2 separate regions of the Mus musculus genome follow, and region 2 is linked to region 1. A link is a loop called in an ENCODE intact Hi-C map of the cell type or tissue named here. Cell type or tissue: left cerebral cortex. All regions are shown on one strand.

The links. Hi-C counts contacts between places; a loop is a spot of excess contacts. Peaks named below come from ENCODE experiments on the same cell type or tissue, not always from the same donor. Only the 100,000 strongest peaks of a DNase experiment are listed, where the experiment ranks them.
Region 2: it touches region 1 in a loop (13-fold over the local background); 2 of 42 quality-filtered maps call a loop at or near these places.

Annotation. Positions count from the first base shown.
Region 1 is chrX:66,647,838-66,655,837 of GRCm38, reverse strand. It overlaps Slitrk2 (SLIT and NTRK-like family, member 2), which reads right to left and starts at 6,520. Exons shown (of 3, transcript NM_001161431.1): 1 at 6,338-6,520; 2 at 2,467-2,520; 3 at 1-1,976. The coding sequence starts at 1,933. In left cerebral cortex, no CTCF peak of the experiment used is centred here; DNase peaks (open chromatin) are centred at 5,783, 6,474, 6,744, 6,914 and 9 more places; H3K4me3 peaks cover 5,426 bases; H3K27ac peaks cover 4,552 bases.
Region 2 is chrX:65,731,344-65,739,343 of GRCm38, reverse strand. No RefSeq gene overlaps it. Among named protein-coding and RNA genes, the nearest start is that of Gm52432, 28 kb to the right of the region's middle. In left cerebral cortex, a CTCF peak has its summit at 4,565 (motif pointing left); a DNase peak (open chromatin) is centred at 4,554.

The sequences.
Region 1 (8,000 bases):
GAACAAAGACGAACAACCCCGCCCCAAAACAGACAGACAGGATAAAAACCACAAGCAATCCTAAAATTAAAACGGAGAGTGGAACTTCAGTGTGTAGTTCGGGGTAAGAACTAGGAGACACACTAAGTGATCTAGGTGTGTCTGTGTTGTGATTCATTGACAAAATAGTCCCATCTGACAGGTTAGGATTTTCTGGACAAATAGCCTCCCTTCCCAGGAATTTCAGTATCTCCCCTGCATGCTTAGCGGGAGACTCACAAGTCACCTCATTGATGATGACAGGAGAATTGGCATGTTCGGTCCAGTCCTTTAGCCCCATGATGTCACAGGTGCAGTCCCATGGGTTCTCTTGCAGATCTATCTGGATAAAAGCAGGAAGCTGGTCCAGGACCCCTTTCACAGGCAGGTGAGAAAAATGATTGTTTCTCAGATTCAGCCTGGTGAGGGCTGTGCCCCCAAATATATTATCAGGTAAGGACCTCAGCAGGTTGTTATTCAGAAACAGGAGCTGGAGGTTAATCAAAGCATCAAAGGTCAGAGGCTTAATTTCCTTAATGACATTATACTCTAAATAGAGATACTGCAAGCTCTGCAGTCCATCAAACATAGAAGGATACAGCACTTCAAGGTAATTGCCATTCAGATAAAGTCTTCGTAAACTGGTCAGGTTTGTAAAGGCACCTTCCTGAATGACTGCAATCCTGTTGTTTCCTAAATGCAACAAATCCAGTGAACTGTATTCTAAGAGGTCATTCTTATAGACTGTTTGGAGATAGTTCCCTGTTAGGTAGAGTTTCTTTGGACTGGTAGGTTTGGGCTGTAGGTCAGAGATGTTAGTGAACTTCCTTTCTTGGCAATTCACATTTAGACCATTGTCTGAGCTCTGAGAAGTACAGACACAGCTGCTGGGACAGGTGAGGGCCACGGGGGACTTGGTCTGGTACACCATGATCGGGCCAAAGCTCTGCCGGTCTTTTGACACAGTCACTCGAGGAGTCGGACGATTTCTCATTTTGGGTGGCCGGCTGGCTTTTGGAGCTCTGGTTGGGTTGAGAGCAGGATTTGTTGTAGGGGTCAGCCTTTGAACATGTGTGTCTGAATGGCTGCTCCTCTGACTAGAATCACCACTTGCACTTTTTCTGGGACAGAGGTCTTGTCTGGTCAGCTGGGTCACATCTTTCCCATGTAACCTGAAAGGGGTTTCACAGACAATCTCCCCCACAAAAACAGTAATGGTGTCCAGCCATGCCTTGAGAGGAAGTAAGTCACAGGTGCAATTCCACGGGTTTTCTTCCAGCTGAATTTCCATGATTCCTCCAATATGTTCAAGGACACCAGCAAAAGGCATTACTTTCAACCTGTTCCCCCTCAGGTCTAAGTGAGTCAGCAGGACAAACCGAAACACATTACTGGGCAAAGACAGCAAAAGGTTGTCATTCAGGATGAGTACTTTCAGCTTATTCAGTTTGCTGAATGCCCCTGCCTCGATGGTGCTGATGTAATTGTAGTCAGCTTGGAGGTACTCCAGACTCTCTAGGCCTAGAAAAGTGTCCTCTCGCAATACCTCCAGTTTGTTGTTATTGAGGTGCAGTCTTTTGAGAGTTTTCAGACCACTAAATGCCCCAGGTCGGATCTCCTGCAGCCCATTGTTACCTAGATGAAGAGTCACCGCATTTGAATAATTGACAAACTCATTTGGATACAGTCTGGTCAAGAGGTTTCCGTTGAGAAACAGCTGATAGATGCGATACTGGGGGGGTTGAAGCAAACTGACAGTTGTAAATCCTTTGTTTTCACAGTTAATATTCAGTACGTTTTCCTTCTCTTCGCACAAGCAGCGGATCTTGCAAATGTCTTTGGCAGTTTTGCGACTCTCGGTCTGTAAGATCCCGGCCACTGTTAACACACTGAGGAACCAAACGCCGCTCAGCATCTTTAAGCACCTTCGATGTCAGCTCAGGTACTTACAGGCAAACCTTGATTGAGGGACGGGGGAGAAAGCGGGATGCAGGGAAAAAAGAAACAAGGAAGCCCGATTAAAATGGCAAAGCTAGGAGGCAGGCGGGTGGGAGGGAGGGAGAGTGAGGGGGTAGGCAGCAAGGAAGAATGAAATCATTGCGTATTTCAAAGCAGTTTCTTTTCTTTCTCTCTACCCACTACCCCCAGCCCACCCACACAACGCATCCTGGAACACACATGCTTGCACCTGATTTCCCTGCGGGTCACAGCCAGCCACGGAGTCATTAGTAATCGAGTTGTCCTACTAAATCCGGCCCATCTCCTCCTCCCCTGGGGTATTTTGAAGAAATCTCAAGTGGATTGCCCGTCTTGGGCTTGCAGTAGAAATTGCTTTACTTTTTTTTTTTTTAAACTGCACAAAAAAGGGGTGGAAAAATTAAGAGTCAGGGAGCTGGCGGAGGGGACAGAATGAGAGTGCAGAGAAAGCTCTGGCTGGGGGTTACTCACACATCAGGAGAAGACGGGGCTCCTCTCCTCTTCAGTCCACCAGTAGTTTAGCATCTTCAGGAAGAGAAAGAGAGCAAAGTAAAAGAAGATGCCGCTTGCAGTGGGGGAAGCTTTGCTTTTTTTGTTGCTTGAATTAATTTGATTGGGCAGGGGGGTGGGGTGCGCAGAAATTAGAAATCCGGCTGGCGGCCAGAGAGGAAGAGGAGGATTGGAACAGAAAGAAGCTGCGCTGTGGGGAACCAGGGATGCGATTACATAGGGAGGTCTTTCGGACTGGGTCACTGCGGGCGGCTGCCACAGCGGCGCCTGGGCGCGCGCTTTCAATCCAGTGGCAGCAGCAGCAGTGCGTCTAGCAGTTTGAATTTGAGAGGTTTTGCAGGCTCCTCGGGACAGGACTAGGGGTGACGTCACGGAGGAGAGGAGTGTGGGCAGTGTATCCAGGGCGCTTGGTGGGGGAGGGTGGGGCAGACGCTTCCCTTCCCTGTGAGTGAAAGCTTTGCACAGCTCAATTCCCAGCTGCGTCAGTTGCTTCAGAATTACTCTATCTCCAGCCCGGCTGGCTGCAAGAGAAGCTCCTTCTGAACAGGAGTTTTGTTTCTCAAGCAGGCGGCCCAGCCCCCTTTGGTTCTGGCCTCAGCGAAACTCCCCAAATCCAGACCAGTTCTAGTGATCTCCTTCACTTGACCTCCCTCACCTACACATGGCATAAGGACAGTGACTTGGCCATTAAGACTCATCTCATGGCAGACTCCCAAGGAGGGGTCCAGAGCCTCCCAGGAACTTTGTGTGTGTGTGTGTGTGTGTGTGTGTGTGTGTGTGTGTGTGTGTGTGTGTAGGACTGATGCCAGCTAGGCAGACTGCTAGCTGGGAAGACTCTTTAGGTGCAGAGTGGGGTGTTCCTGCGCTAGTGTGTCTGTGTGGGAGTGAGAAGAGTTCTCCTAGGGGATCAATACTTTATATACGGAGAAAGCTCTGTTTCAGTGCTTAGGGAATTACTTCCTTGGTGATGACCAGCCAAACAGCTATTTGCCTGGACTCTGGAAAGCCAGCTCAAACAGTAACTGGTAGACTGAGCCAAACAAAAATAAAATGCTTCTCCCCCTGAGATTTATACTTAGCCAGATAATGAGTCTTAAACGTGTGCTTTTTTGCCTGGAGGAAAGTGAAGTGGAGTGGGTGTCAGAAAAGCATTGCCAGGCTGAGGCTCTGCTAGGAGTGGGAGCCAAGGCAAGAGTTGTTGAGCCCTCTAGGCTGCAAGGGCTGGGATCCTCTCCCCACCCCCCAACCCTCCCCCCCCCCAAAAAAAAAAAAAAACAGGGAAGAATGCAGGGCAGGAGAAATGACTCCTCCTAAAGAAAAGGGTACTAGGAATCTTGAGCTGAGACACAGAATACCAGGGTTCTTGATCTAACTCTGCAGCCATGCCTGTCACTACTTTTAGGAGCTTACTGTTTCCATTTGCTAATGCCAAAGGAGTGCTGATCCTCTGGGCCCTGATGTTGCATTTGGTTTCACATAACCTTTCTAGAGCATCACTAATTGGCTAGGTGTTGGATTTTTGCCTGCATTATCTCTTTTCTACTTAATATATTATTACTCCTTGGGTCCAGGAGTCTCAAGAGGGGAGCCCATTTGCATGTGTGAATAATGTCTACTGTTGCTTGGAGGAGCTACAGGCCACCTCTGATAGAAAGAGAGAAGTGAGGAAAACCGAGGGAAAGACACAGTGAAGAAAGGGACTGATTAAATGTGCCTGCTGCACAAACAATTCACCTTCCTCTCCTCTTTAGATCTGCTACAGAATTTATGCAGGATTTCATTGCCTAGCCAAAATGGAAGGTAGGCAATGCCCCAGGCAAAATAAGCCATTCATGAATGGGAAACCACCCGTTTTATCCTGTTTCTCTCCCTGTTAAAGCAGAAATCTTTGACCTGTGTAGCTTATACAAATTCCTTCCTCTCTAATAAAGATTGGGGCAGTCTATAAAGTTTGGCACTAAGGCCACCTGTGGCATTGTGATCTTCCTTCCTGCTCCTTTCAAGAAAAGCCTTTGACCATACTTCTGGATTCCCTCTCATGCTGCCATTTCAGACTGGAGCCTTAATTGTCCTTCTCTGGGCCATAGAGTGACCGACCATGAGACAAGCACAGAAGCCCTGGGAGTTGGGAGGGCAGTGGTGGATAGCCTCCCATTCGACTGCACGTGCATCATTATGTGCAGGCTGAGTAATATGTCCTGAGCAAAAGTTCACTTCTTTCATAAGGAAAGGGCACTTTCTATGTATTTCTAAATATTAAAAGTACATTGTTCCTAGGGAGATATGATTTATTCACTCGGGCTTTAGTTTAACAAACACTTGCTAATTAGGTTATCTTACTGAAGTAAAATCCACTGTGACAGCTGTACAAAACCCAACAGACCGGAATTATTTTACAGATCAGGACATTCCTCAGCCAGGTGACTTGCTGACTTGGTTAACTTCAAGAAGCTAAAATTAGAAACAACACAGTACTGCTTAATATGAATTAGAGGATTGTATACCTAAACTCAGTGGGGCATTTCACACAATTGTAAAGTTTTTACTGCTAAAATAAATATAATTACTATTAGTTCTCAAATACAGTAAAATATTCAAGGCATAGATAATTCTGTGCACACTCTCTGGAGACCAGAATTGGTTTGCTAGAAAGGAAAGAGAAAGATAGAAGAGGGGGAGAAGGAGAAGAGAGGAGAGAGGAAGAGGAAAGAAGAGAAAATAAGAGATGAAAGGAGAGGAGACAGGAAGGAAGGTGAGGGGAAGAAAAGGAAGAGGAGAGGAGAGATAGGGAATTTGGAGGTCTTGAAATTGTTACCACTTACACAATGAAGCAAACCTGGTGGTAATGATGAGCCCTACCAAGGTCCCTGAGTTCCAGTTTTTCATTCCATGATTTCCTTTCTGCAAGAGTCAATTTGCTCAGCCACTCTATTTTCTGCCTGCTTTTGAGCATCCACAGACCCTTTTCAGAAACATGACTGTTATTTGGAAGCAAATAAGCCTCACATTCGACAAACACTTTTAAGTAAGTTTCATTTGGTCCAGGGTATCTCTAAGAACGGCTGAAAAGAGTGAGCTTTTAAGAAGCTGGAAAGGTTCAGGGTGAACTGGGAACTCAAGAGTAGCAGGGGCAGATGCTTAAATAAGCAAAATGTTTGTTCTTCTTAAGAAGAGGGAAGTTGACATGCATATTCTATTGCCCAGGCCTTCTTTGTCACTAACCAGCCAGTTTGCCCAAGCTTTTTCCACAAGTCATGAAGGGGGCCAGGCTGCAACTCAGAGCCCAACTTCATTCCTGCAGTTCTTAGGCCATAGCCAGGTCAGAAGTCTAGCAGGCCCGCTTCAGCCTGCTGGGTGCTCCAGGCTAATCTCTCTTCTAGGGAGACACAGGCTCTAAGGGAGTTCCCTCTTTGAATGGGTCAGGACTAACCGCCAACCCTAGAGTAGCCCCACCTTTCCTACACCTTAAAGGCTAACATCTTGATGCTAGAGGATGACCTCTCAATCCCAAAAGCCACTCTGCCCTTGCCGTTGGGCTTGGACACTGCCAGTGAATGGTTCATTTCACTAGCAGAAGATCTTGCATGGGTCATTCCTGGCAGTAGCAGTGGTCTCCTAGCTTTGGGATTCCTGGATCCCTATCACAGCCTTGGAAGGTCAGGGGCAAAAAGGAGAGAGCCCCGAGGGTACCGAGGGGAGAGGGCGATTCACAAGGGCTGACTGATCACGGTGGGTATAGTCTAGCCTCTCCCTGCTCATACCCACTTTGAGGCCAAAGAAACCCGGCTCGTGGGTCTCATTGCCACGGCATTCCCGAGTATTCCGAACTTACCCAGAGAGAGCGCTCCGCCTCGATCTTCCCCTGGAGGCTCCCGCAGCATCCGCGTCTCTGAGAGGCTCAGAAGCCAGCACCTCCTAGGTACCAGTCGGGCGGGCCGTGCAGTGAGTGGCACAGCAGCGAGGAGCGCAGGCGGTATCCCCCCACCCACCCACCCCAGGGTAGGAAGATCCTTACTGGAGCAGCTCGCTACCCAGCAGCGCTTCTGGCAAGGAGGGAGGGAAAGAGAGAGGAGAGAAGAGGGAGGGAGGGAAGGATGGCTGCCCCTCTCTAGCACTTATCAATCACCCTGCAGATCAAATGTCCCTGCTGTGCACTCGGGAGGGGGATTTACCAGCCCACAAAGGAGCCGCTGCTCCAGTTCTCTGTCTGACAAGCGTTGCAGAGCACTGCTCTCGCCTGTCAGCCCCTCTTTACTGGAACTCTGCCCAGCTCTTGCAGCTTCTACCATGTGCTGCCCCTCAGACCAGGTCAAGTGAAATAAGGATGACGCTTGCTTGATATCATATCTGAGGGGGACCCTAAGACCCCTGGGTGGAAGTTATGGACAAGTGAAAAAGCAGTCAGTAATCTGAGCTGGACACCTTCCTGAAATGCCGCTGCCTCCCTTAGCTAGTAAGCACCCAATCACTGGCGTTCGCTTGCATATGTTTAAGGATCTCCTCCCAGGGTAGTAAAGAAGGTATTTTCATATTGTACAGTGCTCAGGAAGACTCGTGCAAGCAAACATTTGAAGAAAAGCAAGACTTAGCACTGTTCCAGACCCCGCCTTAATAGTGATTATTTTAATACTTCAAAGAGGTTTCTGGAGGCCTTTTTCTTGCCCTCTCCTTTGCTTCCCCCCTCCCCCCACCAATTTCTTTTTCCTCTTTATTAGTAGTCTAGACTGATTCTATTAAAGGAAGACACGCATTTAAACAGTCAGTGTAGTTCAAGAAGGTGGTTAGGATTTTGCAATTTCCCCTGAAGAACTACCTCCTTTGCAGCTGCTTCCTAACTGCCCGAAAAGATTCTGGATAAAGTTGCAATTGGTTCAGTTAAACAAAGAATGGGAGTTAATTTTCTGGTGCCAAGACAGCGGCCACCTCATCCTAGAGGATATGGTCCCTCATTGAAATCTCCATAGCCTCCTGACCTTTTCATTACCCTCCCGGAGTCTGTGGAATCCCTCTTGCACAGAAAGCCTGAGGGTTGGTAGGAAACAGCAGGAAAAAAAAAGAAAGAAAGAAAGAAAGAAAGAAAGAAAGAAAGAAAGAAAGAAAGAAAGAAAGAAAGAAAGAAAGAAAGAAAGAAAGGAAGGAAAGGAAAAGAAAAGAACAGTTGAAAATGATGCCAGGAAAAAGGTACAAAATTAGAGCAAAAATGAGCTAGGAAGCTAATGGATGCACGTTAGGATTCTCTGCAGTCAAGGTTATTGCACATTTAAAGCAGGTTCACACAGCACTAATGACTATCACCTCTGTCCTCTCAATAGAATCTTCTGTGCATCTTCCTTTGCTCTTTCCCTTTGGCCTTCTTTTTATAATGGTTGCTGAAAGGGACTATATGGGCCTTAAAAAAAGAATCTTACTGATAATTTTATACTGTGAACTGGTGAAGTTTACTTTAGTAATAACTCAAATAACTGCCTACATTTATCTCTTGGATCTAAAGATCA
Region 2 (8,000 bases), 920 kb after region 1:
AATACCTCTCCTGGGCATATATCCGGAAGATGTTCCAACTGATAAAGGACACATGCTCAACTATGTTCATAGTAGCCTTATTTATAATATCATATGCTGGAAAGAACCCAGATGCCCCTTAACAGAGGAATGGATACAGAAAATGTGGTACATTTACACAATGGAGTACTACTCAGCTATTAAAAAGAATGAATTTATGAAATTTCTAGGCAATGGATGGACCTGGAGGGCATCATCCTGAGTGAGGTAACCCAATCACAAAGGAACTCACACAATATGTACTCACTGATAAGTGGATATTAGCCCAGAAACTTAGAATACCCAAGATACAAGATACAGTTTGCAAAACACATGAAACTCAAGAACAAAGATGAAAGTGTAGACACTTTGCCCCTTCTTAGAATTGGGAACAAAACACCCATGGAAGGAGTTACAGAGACAAAGTTTGGAGCTGAGACAAAAGGATGGACCATCTAGAAACTGCCATATCCGGGGATCCATCCCATAATCAGCCTTCAAAAGCTGACACCATTGCAAACACTAGCAAGATTTTGCTGAAAGGACCCTGATATAGCTGTCTCTTGTGAGGCTATGCTGGGGCCTAGCAAACACAGAAGTGGATGCTCATAGTAAGCTATTGGATGGATCACAGGGCCCGCAATGGAGGAGCTAGAGAAAGTACCCAAGGAGCTAGGTGGGTCTTCAACCCTATAGGTGGAACAACAATATGAACTAATCAGTACCCCCTGGAGCTCGTGTCTCTAGCTGCATATGTATCAGAAGATGGCCTAGTCGGCCATCATTGGAAAGAGAGGCCCATTAGTCTTGCAAACTTTATGTGCCTCAGTACAGGGGAACGCCAGGGCCAAGAAGTGGGAGTGGGTGGGTCGGGGAGTTGGGGGGAGGTGTATGGGGGACTTTTGGGATAGCATTGGAAATGTAAATGAAGAAAATACCTAATTAAAATAAAAAAATAAAAAATAAAAAAGCCTTGAGCCTTGATCAGAAACTTTTGTGTTGGCTTCATCCTTCTCTTGCCAGCCCTTTTTGTTTTCTTTTTTTATTTCCAGCCCCCCTTTCAGGTACCCAGATCATTCATGGCTGCTGGACAGCTACAGGGAGGGAGGGAGGAAGGGATCGAGGAATGGAGGGGCTGAGGGAGAGAATACTTTTAAAGAACCAAAGACTTCTCACCACATTTTAAGTCCTAAAAGTTCCACCAAGCTACAACTGTACCTTGCAGAGTCCCAAGACTTTATAAACATGTGTTTATGGAGCATTTATATTCAAATAACAATTCTAGGATAAATTAGGATGACAAAATGAGTCTTCCTTCATGATGTATAGGATTGTTGTAGAACAAATGAAATTAATTTTTCATAGTTACTAACTGAAGAGGAAAATAGTGCTACCATTACTAGTGCAGGACAGGATGCTAGTTTTCTCCAAATGATTCACGTTGAAATTCTTGTCCAAATCAGCACACCATTTTGGGAAATTTCAGAAATTTTTAGATTAACTCTGTTCTGCAATGGAGTATCAAGTGCTGGAAGGAACTGACCTTCAGGTTTCAGTAATATATGTAATGCTAAGGTAATGACACCAAGATGTGGCTTGGGCACAGGGATCCTGCAGTCTAAGCTCTCCAGTACTGGGCTCCCAGAAGAATGCCACTGTGCATGCGTTTGGGGAGGGTTTTGGGGATCCACTCACAGGTCCTTCATACCTGTACTGCCTGACGTTGACAGACTAAATCATTCCCCAGTTCAATTAGTGCCAAATTATTATTAATTGTGTGACTGTTAGTGATGAGAAGGAGTTAGAATGAGGAGTTTCACACTCAGATCTGCAAAGTTGCAAAGCTATGTGTTATAAGCAAGTTGGTGTCATACTTCTTGGAAATATGGGAAGTTATTCTAGATAAGGAATCTGTGAGACATGCACCTGATGAAGATACCTACCACCCGACTCAAACTTATTGAGTCAAACTTATTATTGAGTTACCTACATAAATAGGTAAGGAGTTAAAGAAATAGAAATGGCTAAAAGGCTGCTCCCTTCAATGAAATATGGATGATATTTCACAAAAACTGGAAACCTAGGCACTATATAAGTTCCACCCAGTTCAGCAGATTGGAGAGTGTCACTTCTAGGACGCTTAGTTGCTCTGAGCCTGTTCAAGGTGGCTGTTCTACTCTGAGAGTGTCTGTTAGTAGTCCTTATAGTCATATGAGCTTGAGAACAAAGATACTACTGAACTTTGCCATTTACAGAAACAGCATGAAGCTATTGAAAATTTTACTTCTTGATAATTGTTTTATTATTATTATTGTTATTATTTGCTGTTTATGCATTTTCTTTTTATTAGGTATTTATTCATTTATTCCTTATTACTAAGTTTTTTTGAGATAATAATATAATTAGATAATTTCCTGTTTTCTTTTTATCAAGCCTTCCCATATACCCCCGTGTTCTCTTTAAACTCATGGCCTCCTTTTGCATTAATTGTTGATACATGCATATTGCATATACTTTTGAATTTCATTGAGCGTCTCTAGAGGATAGAATGTTTGATATAAATCTACCTTTATATTCTAAAGTTTAGAATGTCCTGTGCTTTATGGCATTTCATACAAGATGGAATATTTTATCTTAGAGAAGATTGCTACACAATGGGGCAAAGCAGGGAGTAAATTGGGAGCTTTCATGTGAGGCCAATTTAAAGTTGCATGTTGTACATCTCTAGGAAGATTTCTCTCATGGAATAGCATAAACTGGGTACTTTATATATTTAAATATTTACAGTTCTAAACCTAGACATTTAAGATGAAGGAACTTGAAGATTTTATATTTACTTGTGGTTTCTGTTTCCTTTAATGTAATGAGCAAGAAATATACTCTGGGTTCTTTCTTTCTGTCTGTTTTGAAATAGGGTGTTATAGTATAAATCCTGGGCAACATAGAACACCCAGTCCTCCTGCCCCTTCGTCCTGTTTCCTGGTACTAAGATTAAAGCTGTGCACTACCACACACATCTGACTTTGAGATCTATTTATAAGGACATTGAGCCCAGCAACTAGATGTTAACTCCCTTCATTTTATAGTAATCTGAAAATCCCATTTCCTAGCAAATCACCTGAGGGCCTTAAGGTTTCCAGTTGAAAACTGAAGAAGGAAAACAGATATAGAGACCATGGTAAATGAAAAGACGTGACTGTCAAGGGAAAGAAGAATAGTTGGAAAATATGTTCTTCAAAGAGAGTATAAAACTCTCATAACGCATGAAATACATAGTTAACTAATTATGACTTTATTCGTTCCTGCTTGGTATGAATCCTATCTTTCAAACATATCAGAGAAATAGATTTATAGTTTAGTAAGGATCATATCAGGCTGAGGGTGAAACAACTGACAGCTAAATTTGAATATCAAATGAACACTTATATGTTTTATTTTAGAATACATACATGGTTGCAAAAGTACCTTAAAATATTTTTACATACATAGTCACTAAATGTTTTTAATTGACTAAATGAAGTTTTAATATTGACTACTACCATTCATGCAAAGCTCACTGTGTCAAACTCAAATACTGCTTGAAAACACTGTTAACAGAATTTATATAACCCTTTATAGCTAGGTTTATCAAAATCTTGATGTAGAATATTTCTAAGGTTTTCAGTCACTTCATGATGACATAATTAATTGCACCTAGTAGGAAATTGTCATTCTTCATGCAGTCACTGCTGAGATGATGCTTTTGAGATAGGTTAAAAAAAGATGATGCTCAATTATTGCCTGTAGACCTCCTGAAATATGAATTGTGAAGTGATAACATGCATGTATGGCACAGATGCTGTGCCATGGTTCTTCATGATAGGCATTACTTTACACCATCACTGAACACACAGAGTTAAATCTTTGGTACCAGGACAGAGCAAAGCCAATATTGTTACCACTTTAATATATTTCTTAAAATCATAAGTGTTTTGTATCACCACACTAGTTGGTAGGAAATATTTCCTCAACTCTTATATATGACTTACCATACTGAGTTTGGGGACATTTTTTTTTTCAGCCTTCTGAAATTCTTTATTGATAGATACCATCAGTGATTTAGTCTAGGAGCTCTTGAAAGCTTCCTTATAAGTCATTCCAGTTGAATTTGTTTCTTTCACGGCATCTTCCTGGGGGGATATTAATGAAGAATTCAACTCTATCAAATGATTAAATTAACACAAAATAATCCAGGAATATTGATAATATTGAAACTATTATTCTCTATAGCCCAATAAAATATATTCATAAATAAGTTTATATGTTTGTATACATATAGAAAGCATTAATATTCCTATGCACTGTCATTAATATTTGCATTGTTTACCAATTGTGTACTTTATATGTATAATATGAATAAGTAGAAGTGATACACTGGATTGTTAGAATTTAAGAATAATTATAGTGAATATTTGGCAACATTTGGTAAAAATTAAGCTGCTGTTTTCTAGGAAGACCTTTAAAAAATATTACATTGTTCTTCTGCCCCCTTGTGGCCAGTCTCACATACTGCAAAAAGCTGATTTGTAGGTCTCTAGGAAAATAAGTGCATTCAGTCTTTTTTTATTTTTGTTTGTTTGTTTTGTTATGGTTTTATTTATTTATTTTTCTTAGATATTTTCTTTATTTACATTTCATATGCTATCTCCTTTCCTTGTTTTCCCTCCAAAAATCCCCTATGCCCTCCTACCTTCCCACTGTTCACCAACTCACCCACTCCCACTTGCTGGCCATGGCATTCCTTTATACTGTGGCATAGAACCTTCACAGGATCAAGGGCCTCTCCTCCCATTGATGACCTACTAGGCCATCCTCTGCTACATATGCAGCTAGAGCCATGGGTCCCTCTATGTATACTCTTTGGTTGATGGTTTAGTCCCAGGGAGTTCTGGGGGTACTGGTTAGTTCATATTGTTCCTCCTATGGGGTTGCAAATTCCTTCAGCTCCTTGGGTACTTTCTCTAGCTCCTTCAGTGAGGACCCTGTGCTCTGTCCAATATCCATTGGATGGCTGTGAGCATCCACTTCTGTATTTGTCAGGCACTGGCAGAGCCTCACATAACACAACTGTCTCAGGTTCCTGTTAACAAGTTTTTGTTGGCATCCATAATAGTGTCTGGGTTTGGTGGTTGTATATGGGATCATTCAGTCTTAAAATATTTTTCACTTGTTGGGTGGATACCTGGGGGGCACCCTCTCAGAGGAGAAGGGAAGGGGGTTGTGCAGAGGGTCTTTGTGAGAGGGACACCCGGAAGGGGTGCAGCATTTGATGTAAGTAAATAAATTGTAAAAAAATATTTTTCCCTATAGAAACCCAAAGCATACTTTATACATTTTCAGGATATTTTATTATAATGTTTTGCTTTTACTTGTGTTAAAAAGTAGCTTTTAACACCTTCCACTGAACGCTTCAGGAATTACTTCTGCTGGATACTTGAAGAATTTCAGAAGATTGCTTTCTAGACTGACATTTCTGAAAGACTGGAGACTGTAAAAGACAAAGTTGTGTGCTGCAGTTCCGTAGTGATTCATTTAGAGTACACATAATTAAAAAAAAACAGTCATGTCAAAGCTATTACTAACATATTTTAGGGAAATATATTCTTTGGTTCTAAAATACATGTTTACTTGTGAAAATTGTAAAAATACAGGAGACAACAGAAACTCATTAATCTACTTATTTCCATGCTATTTATAAACATATACAAATGCTACAAAATTATAAGTTAGTAAAAAAGTAATGAGGTAATATTTGTATAAACATTTTTTCATTTGTTTTTAGTATACCAAATTTTCCTATCTTAAAATATCTTTTCAAATGAAACTATAGTTACTATCCTCTCCTTTTCATGCTATCAGTAACTCTAGAGTTCATTCCAGACTTCTAACACTTTCTATTCTTGGTTACAGAAAAGGAAATAAAAGGCTGGAAATTTAAATTAGTGTGAGTTTGTCTTTCAGTCTCTTAGTCATCCATATGCATATATATGAATGCATGCATACATGAACATTTGCAAACATATATTAATACATGTATATGCATATAATATGCATATGCACATAATATGATTTGTCTTTGAGTATTTTTGTCTCTACAACTTTTATTTTTTATTAGCTCATTTTTTTTCACTTTATATACCAATATAATTTTCACTTTACATACCCCTTGTCCCAGTATTCCCTCACATAGATACTTTTCTCAATTCTCCTCTGAGAAGGGGGACTCCCAGCTGGGTATCAATCTACCCTGGCTCATCAAGTCACTGCAGGACTAGGCAATTTTCTCCCACTGAGGCCAGACAGGTAGCACAGTTAGAAGAACAGGATCCACAAGCAGAAAACAGGTTTAGGGAATGTGCATTTCAGTTGTTGGGGGACCCTTATGATGACCAAGCTGCACCATCTACTACATATGAGTGAGAGGCTTAGGTCCAGCCTGTGTATGCTCTTGGGTTGGTGGTTCAGTCTCTCAGAGCCCCAGGGTCTCTGACACTTGCTAGAGATGCAACCCCTACACCCACTGCCGATTTCTACAAATTTCCATATTTTTATACTTTTACATTTTAATTTAAATACAACTATTAACAATTCCTTCCTTTCTCTTTCCTTCCTATAATCCTTCTCTTGTCCAGTCTCTGCAACCCTCTGCATGTTCACCTGCTTTCACTCCATTTCAAATTCCTGGTGCCCTTCTCTTTACAATTGTTATATGCACACATATATGCACAAATAAGTACATAAATATACCTCCTTAATAATTTCATTAATTAAATTCACATTTTACATTTGGAATTGGAAAATTTATCAGTGGGCTTATCTTAAGAAAATGTACATACAAGCAACACTAAATGGACTCAGTAGGTTATTCATATGTATGCGTGTTAAATAATTTATGCACATAGATGTATGTAGAACAAAGAAATTTAAATATATTTAAAGAAAAGTGGGTGATGAATTTGAGAAGGAGTGAGGTATGACATGAGAAGAGCTGTAGGTGGAGGAAGGGGAAAGGGTGAAATGGAAGCAGTGTAATTTCAGTACTTCTATATGAAATTATACAAAAATGTTTGATAAACTTAAAAAAAAGAATATGTAAAGATCATAACTAACTGTGTATTCATTTCATATACTTTGTTAAAAATTCTAAGAGAGCATCAATATACAATCAGCTTTTCATATTTATTTAGTGTTCTAAGATAACATTTTTCTTTTTTAAAATTTTTATTGGTTATTTTATTTATTTATATCTCAAATGTTTATCGTGCTTCCTGATTTCTCCTCTGCAAAACCCCTCTTTCACCCCCCCTTACTTCTATGAGGGTGCTCTCCTACCCACCTATCCATTCCTGCCTCGCTGTCCTAGCATTCCCCTCCCCTACACTGGGGCACCAAACCTTCACAGAACCAAGGGCCTCTCTGCTCATTGATGCCAGATAAGGCCATCCTCTGCTACATATGCAGATGGAGCTATGGGTACCTCCATGAGTATTCTTTAATTGGTGGTTTAGTCCCTGGGAGGTCGGGGGGGGGGGTTCTCGTTGGTTGATATTGTTGTTCTTCCTATGGGGTTGCAAACCCCTTCAGTTCCTTCAGTCCCTCCCCTAACTCCTCCATTGGGGTCCCTGTGCTTAGTCCCTTGGTTGGCTGTGCTATCAGTTAGGCTCTGGCAGAGACTCTCAGGAAACCGCTATATCAAGTTCCTGTTCACAAGCACTTTTTGGTATCAGTAACTGGGTTTGGTGGCTGCATATGGGATAAATCCCCAGGTGGGGCAGACTCTAGATGGTTCTTCCTTCAGTCTCTGCTCCATTCTTTGTTCCTGTATTTCCTTTAGACAGGAGCAATTCTGGGTTAAAATTTTTGAGAAGGATGGGTGCCCCAATCTCTCAACAGGGGGCCAGGTCTAACCTCTCCATATGGCCTCTATAGGTTCTTGCACCCCT